Linked DNA regions of Homo sapiens: region 1 is linked to region 2. A link is a contact called in ENCODE Hi-C data. All regions are on one chromosome and are shown on one strand. Each heading gives the region's core, a stretch centred on a gene start or an enhancer-like site at or near the end of the contact. The rest is flanking DNA. Distances are from core to core; before and after follow the strand shown.

Evidence for each region. Hi-C counts contacts between places; a loop is a spot of excess contacts on that map. Pooled maps may share reads with other maps.
Region 1: a pooled map shows a loop between it and region 2 (2.5-fold over the local background). The contact joins two enhancer-like sites. A Hi-C loop is called at or near these places in 4 of 168 maps with a recorded cell type or tissue (Caco-2, Calu3, PC-9 and 1 more), 1 of 37 single-sample maps with no recorded cell type and 5 of 50 pooled maps.

The regions. Positions count from the first base shown.
Region 1 is chrX:13,267,025-13,272,902 of GRCh38, forward strand. It overlaps LINC02154 (long intergenic non-protein coding RNA 2154), which reads right to left. Exons shown (of 2, transcript NR_146309.1): 2 at 1-311. Among named protein-coding and RNA genes, the nearest start is that of LINC02154, 33 kb to the right of the region's middle. Within about 2 kb of position 3,492, at least 2 of the 41 ENCODE cell types and tissues checked have a DNase peak (open chromatin) inside an H3K27ac peak, as active enhancers do; they include PC-9, where a contact is called at or near this core.
Region 2 is chrX:13,397,236-13,402,958 of GRCh38, forward strand. All of the region lies in intron 1 of LOC124905248 (a long non-coding RNA gene), which reads right to left. Among named protein-coding and RNA genes, the nearest start is that of LINC01203, 65 kb to the left of the region's middle. Within about 2 kb of position 1,261, at least 7 of the 41 ENCODE cell types and tissues checked have a DNase peak (open chromatin) inside an H3K27ac peak, as active enhancers do; they include PC-9, where a contact is called at or near this core.

The sequences.
Region 1 (5,878 bases), core at 2,242-4,741, 130 kb before region 2:
CCCTCCATCAGTTGACCCATTCTCAAGACTCCCCGCCCCTCCAAGGCACAGTTCCTCAACCAATACACAAGGAAAAGCCACGACACAATCAAAACCTCTCTTGAGCTGAAACGAAGACACAGTTTCAGCTTTAACTTGAACCATGCCTGGAAGGGATTTGTCATTTTTCTCAGACTTGAAAGTCTTATTTGGAACATAACTTGATGATAAATAGGAGAGTCAGCTGCCAGTTACTAATACCATCATAGAGACTGAGTCACTGTTGATGTCACCGCGCCTCTTTGCAGGATCAGCCATCTTATTATTTTATACTGAAAGGGAAAAAAGAGGTTTAGTGAAAAAGTCACTTTACATTCTTATTGTCCTAAATTTTTCCCATCTCTGAAGTTTGAGACCAGTGTTCTATGCTCTATAGCAATGGCTCTCAACTGGAGGTGATTTTGCCCCCCAGGAATCGTGGCAATGTTTGGAGTCATTTTTTGTGGTCACAATTGGGTGAGGGGGTGCCACTGGCATTTAGTGGATCAAGTCCAGGGATGCTGCTGAAGATGCTACGATGCACAGGACAGCACCTACGATAAAGACTTATTTGGCTCAAAATGTCAACAGTGTCAAGGCTGAGGAACTCTAGTCTGTGGCCTTCTTTGTGAAGCTAGTTTACAAATTCTTACTGAGTCAAATTGCTATTGATAAATGGGCACCTCGAGGGACTTATAGCCCCATGATCACTATATTGATTTAGAATATTGAACAGTTCTTGACAAAGAACAGGGCCGAAATTAAAATTTCTCATCCTTGGCTGCAATATTGAAAGATTTTATCTAAGCAGTGGGTGTAAAGTTTGAGAAAATTGTATATTGAGCACTGAGGGGTAAAAATTTTCCTACATGCAGTAATTTGACTTTCTTACAGCCAACAATATGTCTTTTACTTCACGCTCAGCTAAGTCTTAAATATGCTCCAAATGGCATAAAATTTGATTGAAGAATTCTTCCTCCTCACTTGGAAATATTTATAACCTCTTGGAAAATGACACACTGGGACACACTATATGTTGTTCAATTATATATATTATATATAACATTATATATTATATATAAAATCAAATTTACATTTAAAATCACATGTTGTATTAGCTTTGTGTTTAATATCATGTTCGCCTGGCTTAAATTTTTTTCAGCTCAATATTTACAAATCAAAATATTTGTAATTGTATGTATACATATATATATGCCTAGATAGATAGATACGTCTAGAGAAACATATGGTTTTCCTTAGGTGCAAGTTATTCTACCCAAGTAACTACATGTTGACCAAACCACTCCAGATCCAAAGCACTAAAGATTATTGGTCACTGGTTGTTATATCCATTAGTATACAATTTTGATAACTATCTTTTCCACAGGTTAAAGTAGATTTTGTATGCCAGTAAAAAAAATTGCAGGTGATTATAATGGACTTTATAAAGAAGAATATAAAATGGAGACCAAATTAATTGTCTCAGTTTACCTTCAACTATCTTAAGTTATGGTCTACATGATATACAGTTTTGTTCTTAAAAGTTTTTGATCAAAATTACCCTATTGTATCGGAATTCATCAAGCCTAAAGCACTTTCAAATTCACTTCACTCTCTGATGAAGACACTTTACCATTTGTAAAAATATTTTTGCTTCCTGTAAAACACAGTGTTATGTAGTCTAACACAGTGGTTCCTATTAGAATCAATTGGGCCCTAAAGGCATACTCATTTCTTAGGCCCTGCTCAGACTGGTTGAATGAGAATATAAGAGGATAAGGCCCAGGTATTGATATTAAAACAAAACAACAACAACCACACACACACACACACACACACACACGCCAGGCAATTCAAACATACTGCCATGGTGGGAAGGCTGGCTGAAAACTCAGATCTAAAGCACAGACCATCATAGGCAACAGAATTGGCAGGTAAAATGGGAAAATATTGCCCCATAGAGATAGTAGGGACATTTCCCTGTGTTGGCCTTGAGGGGAGGTGGAAGGCAGGAATAGCCCAGGAGAATAAGTTTGGTATGTAACAATTTAGCAATGATTCACTTTTTAAATTGCCATCCTGTATGATAAAGTCCTCCTGGGGAACTATAATGCAAGAATGCTGGGATCCAGGTGGGGTTCTTAGTTCTGGCTCTTTCCCCACCAGCTGTGGGTGAGCTCTGTGGGTGAGCTCTTCCTTTACTCTTCCCAGCCTCAGTTTATTCACCTGTAAAATGAGGGGGCTTGGTTATGATTTCTACTGTTTCTGTTCAACTTAGAAAAATGAGTCATAATTATGAACTTAGAAAAATATTAAACTGTTTAACATTGTATATTTTTCATAAATTTATAAAGCACTGTATGGCAAAATGAAAAAGAATTTATAAAGTTTTTTTGGCAATTTGTAATTCAGACATAAATTTGATCATATCAGGAAAATGGGCCTAGTGTTTTGGCTGTTTTCTATAGCTAAATATATCTTATACTGGAGATCAGCAAATTTTTCTGTAAAGAGGCAGATAGCAATTATTTTAGGCTTTGAAGGTAAGCCACAGAAAAGAAAATTGCAAAATCTTTAAAAAAATATCATTTAAAAATGTGAAAAATAGGGCCAGGCACAGTGGCTCATGCCTGTAATCCCAACACTTTGGAAGGCTGAGACAGGACGATTGCTTGAAGCCAGGAGTTTGAGACCAGCCTGGGCAACACAGCAAGACCCTGTCTGTACAAAAGTAAAAAATAAAAACAATTTGCCAGTGCGTTGGCACACACCTGTAGTCCCAGCAATTCTGGAGGCTGAGGCGGGAGGAAAGCCTGAGCCCAGGGGTTTGAGGCTGCAGTGAGCTATGATTATGCCATTGCACTCCAGCCTGGGTGACAGAGCAAGACCCTGGCCCCTGTCTGTGAAAACCAGGTAAGGGCAGGGTTTGATGATCCCTGTGTTAAACAATTAAAACATATATTTGGATAAAAAGAAAATTACGTGCTTTTATATAACAACTGTTAAAAGATATTGCTATACAGAGAGACTGAACCCAGGCAATAAGGAGACCTGCTGAAGAAGTTTTTACTCAAAGCCTGCATGGAAGCCACCATCATGTGCCCCTATAACAAACTCATCCTAGTTTGCCAGCGACTTGCCCAGTTTAAGCACTGAAAGTCTCAAGTCCCAGGAAATGAGGATGACTGGTTATTTTACATCTGTGACTCTTGGAAAGGTTTCTTTTTGGAAAATCTAGGATCAAATTGAAAGGGAAGAAGCTTGAGATGGAAATGCTTTCAGGAGCTTTACCATATAAACAACAGGCAAAGATCCCAGCTGGAAAACTGCAAAGGGAAAATTGTAAGAGAATATTTTGCAGTATTTTTTTGGCTTGAGCTCAATGGATTCTAAATCTACCTTCCCATTAACAGCATCAGTTCAACAGGCTGTACATGAGGAAAGTGCTTATTCACAAGGTGTGTCAGGTCTTTTTTGTAGAACCAGTTTATACATCCTCTGGATATGATAAATGCTAGGCATTATGATGAAACACAATCCAACCTTACTACTCAGAAGTTACAGGATTTAGAATTATTTCCTGGGTTTGTCCGAAGAGGACATGTGACATGAAACTAGCTGTGAGCCTAACTATGAATAAAAAGATTACTGGTAGAGACTACTTCTGAAACAGTCCAGAATAAAGTGGGAGCAATTTTCTCAACATATTATTATGTGCATCTGTGATATTATTATCATAATTTGAATCTTTAAGACTAGAAGCTCAAAGCTCAAAAGGCGATTTTCTCTGAGGAACTTGTCTTGAAATTAAGTACACGACCTCCAGAGAAGTTTTGTTATAACCACATGGTTTTCCAGTTGTACTTCATCCAAACAGGAACCCTTCTTAAAACATAAATATTAAAAAGCAGATCCAATAGTTCAAAAGAGGATGCCATTGGCTAAAACAAAACCAAGAATATAATTTAGAACCTTTTACAATATTCTTTCATTTTTTTCATTTTATCCAAATTTTAATCCCGTGTTTGAAGCTTCGAATGTTTCCTTTATGATTCATCCTATTTGGGGTCATAAAAGCACCTTTAGGCCGGGTATGGTGGTTCTCTTCTGTAATCCCAGCACTTTCAGAGGCCGAGGCGAGTGGATCACTTGAGGTCAGGAGTTCAAGACCAGCCTGGCCAACATGGCGAAACCCCGTTTCTACTAAAAATACAAAAATTAGCGAGCATGGTGGTGGGTATCTGTAATTCCAGCTACTTGGGAGGCTGAGGCACGAGAATCACTTGAACCACTAAGGCAGAGGTTGCAGTAAGCTGAGATCATGCCACTGCACTCTAGCCTGGGCAACAGAGCAAGACTCTGTCTTTTTCTTAGTAGAGACAGGGTTTTACTATATACTATATATAGTGAGCTGAGATCATGCCACTGCACTCCAGCCTGGGTGACAGAGTGAGACTCTGTCTCAAAACAATAATAATACAATAATAATAATAAATAAAATGTTATGAAAAATGAATAAGAGTTTCCTGATTTCACTAAGTGAAACAGGAAGTTGATGTCCATATGTCTTTTGGATTTGAGTGAATGGGGGTAGATAAGTAGGAACTAATGCAACCTTTAACACAGATATTACATGCATATTTATTAATATATTTATATGGCAATACACACTGACACATTCCAGGAAAAAGGAGGTGAAGCAATAGTTTCTATTTCCTTAAAATTCCTCCATGACCATGCTTAGTTTTTTCCGTTCCTTACAAACACTTAAACCATTCTGAACTTCCGTGGTGTGAGGTCCTAATCCTACTTCCCATTCCCTTTATAGCAAAAGAAAATGTTTGTTTCCGTCTAGGAAAAGGCACTTCTCACTTTTTTTTTGTAGAACTAAAACATCAAACTGCTACCTAAATTATTATTATTATTACCTGCATTATTTTTCGACCCTTAAAGGTACCAGCACCAGCTGATTGAGTGAGAGCTACTTCCTCAGAGGCCTGGGCCCCAGCCCTTCGAGGGTTCGCCTCATAGATTTTAGGTTCTGTTAACCCCAAGTTCTTCCATTTTTTTTTTCCCCGCAGGCCTGGGAGTGGCTGTTGTCTTCAGTAGTAGCAGCTACCTCTGTTACCTCCGTGTTCCCACCTTCTCTTTTCAGTCCTCTAATGCCTATTTAACTGAGTCTCTATATTCAATATTAAGATTAAAATAACAGGTGTGTTTCTCCTTTTCTCAATTGCATTTTGATTGAGACTCAGCTCTACTGTAGGCCTCTAAGGCTCTGATTTCTCAAACATGCCACATGGTGATGGAAGGGAGCCTGGTAACATTCCTTTCCATTTGTCCAGGCTTTACTGTCTCCTTGTTGAGATCTATGTACTTATATAAAGTGGCCCCCAAAGAGGAATCCTCCTTCTAGGACCCCGCCTCCCCACTCCTTACACACATTTCTATTGCAACTCTGTGACACCTTCATGGATTGACCACACACCAAGGGTTCTGCCCAAGGGTTCTCTTTGATATTTGCTCAGAAAATCCTATCTCCCTATCCCAAATAGCCTGGGCTCCAGGGCATTCTTATCACTCATTCCATCCTTCACAAGATAACTGACATTTTACTCAAGGTGGCTGTTTAGGAGAGAGTTAGCTCCTGCCCAGAAGGACATGCCTTAGCTGATCCAAGGACTCTAGACAAGCCCTAAGACTCCTCATTTTGGCCCCGCAAGGCACTTTTTCTTAGATACGCTTACATTCTTAAAGCTAAAATGGACCTTTGAAATTATTTATCATCTATTCTAACCTTTCCTTCTAGGGAGGATCTATAAATTACATATTTTAAAAAATTACAATCATAGATGAATAA
Region 2 (5,723 bases), core at 11-2,510:
ATATGGTCCATCAACTAGAGAGTGTATTTCTCAACAGCCCACTCATATTTCATAAATCACAGAGCAATTATTACAACTGATTTACTCAGAAAATTTCATTTTATTTTCAATTTAATTATTTTGATTGATAAAAGTAAGATGGTTAATGGCTCCTTTTCTTGGAACTCTTAAAACACAAGTATATAATATCTAGCTTTCTAAACTAGTGAAATTCATGGTACATTGCATTTGTGTTGTGAAAATCATCATTTTTGAAGCTAAATTAGCCTCTCTACCCACTGAGAGAAGGTGCTCAACTTGAAGAGCCTGTGGCAGAAATCTCAGCTAAAATAAATTTAGCCCCTCACTCTCTTTCCCAGTGAATCTGATATCTCTATCCAATACAACGTCTGCAATTTAAAACATGTACACAAAGATAATTGGAATTTTCAAAGAAGCAAGTAACTTATCAATGACTGGAGATGCCTGTTTAAATGTTCTCTCACCTTTATATCTTGCAGGAAGCTCTTGTTTGACCTTCTGAAAAAAATCTTGAAGTATCTATGAGAACAGCTATTATATGAAGCAGAGATTATAATAGATATGGAGTTTAAGTTGCAGAAAAAGAAGACTGAATTATTAAATGGGACATCAGAAAATAAAAGTCTTTCCTTTTATCTAGTTTGGAGGACCTAAAAAAATCAATAGGCAGAAATTTACATAATCCTTATTAGATTCCACGAGCTACAAATGTACTATTAGTACAGATTGATATGAAAGAAAGATTAGTTATGCTTATGGATAGGTAAGAAGAGACACTCTTGCAAAATGGTAGATTGAAACACCCACTGAATCTTCCTGGAAGTGTGTTGAAATCAGTTAAAGGGTTAATGACACAAATATGAGGATGATTTTGTAAGGGTATGATGAAGGGGGCAAACAGCCTAATCAAAAGAAAAAAGAAATAGCACATCATGCAAGGTTATCGACACTGTTCTCAGTAACCTCTTGCATCCCTGCTGGAAAGAAACTAGTAGGGTTAAGTCAAGAATTTCCTATTGTGAAAGGAAGAAGTGACCATTGATTTGTGCCTTGTCACTCAGGTTAACTGCCAAAGAACTTTGCTCATCCAGGGGTGCATAAATGAATGCCATGTGCTACCAAAAAAAAAAGTAATAAAGGATTAAATAAGGCCATGGAAAAATGAAGCAAACTGTCACCTGGCAGTGTCTCAAGCCTGCAAACTTGATATCCCCAACTGCATTCCAAAAGTAGGGTTCAGAGACCACAAGTGCTACAGGCATGGATGAGTTAATATTTATATCTAGGAAGAAAGGATTAGCATATGCCTTCCAAAGAATGTTTCAGCAAATGCATGCAGCTGCCTGGGCATTCGCAGTTGATTGAAATGACTCAGGGGTCAGGTTTTGGTGGCCAGGCCTGCTCCACCTTTACTGGAATGCATGAGTCATGTGTTAGTCGGCTGGGTGAGAAGACTACACTGGCTTTGCGCATTCTTATATTTCTCACAATCCAGACAAAGCAACCACATGACCAGATTCCAACAAGACTAACAGTCAGATAAGGAGGGAAAGTCATTGAAATAAACGAGAGAAGAGAAAACCTAAATGTGTTTTAAACTTCTAAAGCGAGAACTGAACAATAAACAGTTTTCTACAACAGGGCTTCTATAAGACCAGTAACTTCTATGCTCCCCAAAAAGTATTTATGAAACTATTTGAGTGGTTTTACATCTTGATTATTCTTCCACTTAAATATTGTCTTTAAATGACCTGCCTGGGTGCATGTCCAGAATGGAAATAGCAAAAGTTAGATGTCTTACAGTCCAAGCTCTACAAGTCCTAGCTATGTGACCATGTTGGTTATGATTAGACCAACTGCATTTGGTCTAATCCTAACCTCTGGGTGTTTTAATAAACTCTGATAGCCTCCAGGGATTATTAAAAAGTCCAGAGGTGAGGCCAGGCATGGTGGCTCACACCTGTAATCCCAGGACTTTGGAAGGCTGAGGCAGGCGGATCACTTGAGGTCAAGAGTTCGAGACCAGCCTGGCCAACATGGTGAAACCCCGCCTCTACTAAAAATACAAAAAAAAATTATCCTGGCATGGTGGCACACACCTGTAATCCCAGCTACTCGGGAGGCTGAGGCAGGAGAATTGCTTGAACCTTGGAGGCAGAGGTTGCAGTGAGCCAAGATCATGCCACTGCACTGTAGCCTCCTGGGTGACAGAGTGAGACTCAGTCTCCAAAAAAAAAAAAAAAAAGGGCCAGAGGTGGTCAGTCCAGGCCGATGTAGTACCTTAACAAAGTCACTGGGCAGTCAGAGTCCTTCTATCTGCTTCACCATTCTCATACATACATGGTTTGCATCCTCAGTGTCACAATATGGCTACTCTGGCTGCAGCCATCACATCTACATTCCAGGGAACAGGAAGGTAAAAGGGGTAAGGCAAGAAGAGGCACGTCCTATTCCTTTCTAAGGAGTCTTTCCGGAAGTGACACCCAATAGCTTTCATATTGGACAGAATTCAGTTATAATGCCATGCTTAGCTGGGAAATATACTCTTTTAGTTAGGCTGCCACCCTGAAAAATATCAGGACTCATTGACTAAAGATGTAAGGAAAAGTGAATATTAGGTAGGCAACAAGCAGTCTCAGCCAGAGTGACATTAAAGTCACCACCATCTTTGAGTCCATTGTCTGTTCATTTATAAAATGGATGTAAAATTTATAAAATGGATAGGCAATGCCTACTTGACATGATTGGTGAGGTGAAAAACACTATACAAATATTAGCTGATAACAGCCCCCAAAACCTAGCTTAGAATAATAGGTATCCAAGTGTACATTCAGTATTACCCCACTTTCTGGAAAAATCAAGTCCCTAGTCAGATAAGAGTTCAGAGACTCAGTTTTGCTTCACTACCTCATCCTAGTCCTACTACCTGGACATCTTCTCTTTTCCTTTCTTACAAATAACTTGAAGAAATAGCTCTCTTTCTTCATTCTGTCTTCCTAGTTCTCTAGTGTCTCCATGACTGGGCCCAGACTTGCTCTTCCCACTCTATATTGCCATCAACCTTTAAAACTTGAGGATCTCTCGTTTTTTATACAAATCCTTTCAGTGTTTTTTAAAAACTCACAAGTCTTCATAGGATCATTACTTTCTCATCTCACCTGTATCTTTTGCATTTCCTGGGAAACTGGACACAAGAACTTAATAGACATGTGCAATGTAATGTGTATTACTATGTAGGGGCAATTGCATTGGTCCCTACTTAGAAATGTGGTAATGACAACTAGTGTGCTTTATTCACCACCATTATTTCCACCTGGTGTTTATTTATTTATTTAGTTTAGAGACGAGGTCTCACTATGTTGGCCAGGTTGGTCTTGAACTCCTGGCCTCAAGCAGCCCTCCTGCCTCAGCCTCCCAAAGTGCTGGGATTACAGGTGTGAGCCACCAAGCCTGGCCACCCACCTGGTGTTCTAATAAGTTTCAATCTGCATATTTTAAAAGACATTTCGCATTTAAATTCTTTAATACTCTGTAAGATACACTCTTCAGGTCTCTCATGTAGTGCTAAGAATAAGTTAACATTTTACAGATGTGAAAATTTTAGTTTCAGTGATTAAGTGAATTGTTTCTGAATTTAAGTAGCTCATCCAAGACCTTCCACGCTATAAGCAGTAGTGCTAAGATCTATATCCACCATCCGTTTCCAAGCTCAGGCACTTTTTCACCAGAATAAAAATGCCCAATTTCTACTTAAGTCAATGCAAACCACACTGCTCTATTTTATGGTGCATTGAGAAAATTTAAGGTTTAAAACTTAGAAGTCTAAAATATGCTTCTATCATGATAAACTATACTATTAGCACTCATGATTTCAAACACTAAAATAAAAGGTGGTGGTGAGATAAAAATCCATGCTAGTCATTTATTTATAAAGCTTTATCCTACAGTAGTCTGTTCGACAGACAGGTCAATCAATCTTGACTATAATGAAGAATCTTGCTTGTCTTAAGAATAGGTATGTAGCCCAGACCAGGTTTTCCTAAAAAATTATCTTCCTGTAGGTAGCTTTATAAGAATAGAGACATTTTAAATTTTAGAAGATTTTGGAATGTCTGGTGAAATTTCAAGCCACTAAGGTTAAAGTAATTGTTTTATAAAACAATGCCTTTGCAAATTGGCATCTAAAATTGGTATATTGATGAGGGAAGGAAGGTTCTAATCTAATGCAGAGGCTGCTGAAGAGTCGGCATACAGAACTGACTTCAAGAATGCCTGAAGCTAAATGTATTGATTGAAAAGGTCAGCATATTAGCAGAAGCATCCATTAACCCAAAATAGTGAGCGAAACCAAGGGGAAAATGGAAAGCTCTTAAACAATGAAATGGCTTTTGCCTTCCTGAAATGACACCTGACTATCTATGTCTCCATCCCTGGAGCGTTTTCACCAGAGCCCTAGGATTCTGAACTAGGGTGGCTATCACTGCATGAAAAATGAGAAGTCCATTATGGAACACAGGTAAAATGTGGAAGGCTTGTTGAAGACTCACTAGCATGAAAAAATAAATGAATCACTTGGTCGTAACAATAATGAACAGCTAAGAACATAATAAACTACAGAAAGTGACCACCAAGCAAAGTTAATATTATACATAAAATGCATAGTGTCTTACATTTTAACCAAACATAGCCGGATGTATGACAGGATGCAAGAACCACCTGTGGGAAACAATTCATAGCCACACAATCCTTGCCAGGATAATTACATTGAACTGTCAAAGGCCATGGTTTTGGCCTTCCTTGGGTCTTTGTGATTTTATACAGACATAAGAGACTGGCAAGACACTACTGGAACCAAACCATAGTTTTGCTGATTAAAGGCTAAAACAGGCTGCCCTCCATTGCTTCTACCTCACTGAGGCCCCAAAGACCTTGATCTCTAGGATCCAATGTTTACTGGGATTTACCACTGATGTAGCCAAACATATGGAATTTGGAATCATGGCTTGCCTATTGGTCTAGATGGGAAGATAAGCCGGATGCTGTGGCTCATGCCTGTAATCCCAGCACTTTGAGAGGCTGAGAAGGGTGGATCACTTGAGGTCAGGAGTTTGAGACCAGGCTGGCCAACATGACGAAACCCCGTCTCTACTAAAAATACAAAAATTAGCCAGGTGTGCTGGTGCATGCCTGTAATCCCAGCTACTTGGGAGGCTGAGGCAGGAGAATCACTTGAACCTGGGAGGCAGAGGTTGCAGTGAGCTGAGATTGCACCACTGCACTCCAGCCTGGGTGATAGAGTGAGACTTCATCTCAAATAAATAAACAAATTAATTAATTAACAAGAAGATAAGAGGTTTCTAAGAGATAACATGAGAAGTCCCCTATTATGATACCTAACAAAGAGTAGCTGATGCCCAGTAAATATTAAATATTCCCTTTCTTCTTTTCTCTTCCTCAGCTCAGAGAGGAAGAAAGGACCGTGTGAGAGAAGAAGGGAACAGCCTTTCATCCATAGGAGAAGTTCGTCTATGACAAAGCCACTAGCTCCATGTGGCCGCTGAGCACTCAAAATGTGGCCAGTCTGAATTGAGATATGTTGTTAGTATAAAGTCCACATCGGCTTTTTGAGCACTTTGTATGAGAAAAAAGAATACCAAATATCTCCTTAATAATTGTTACATTGATTATATGTTGAACTGATA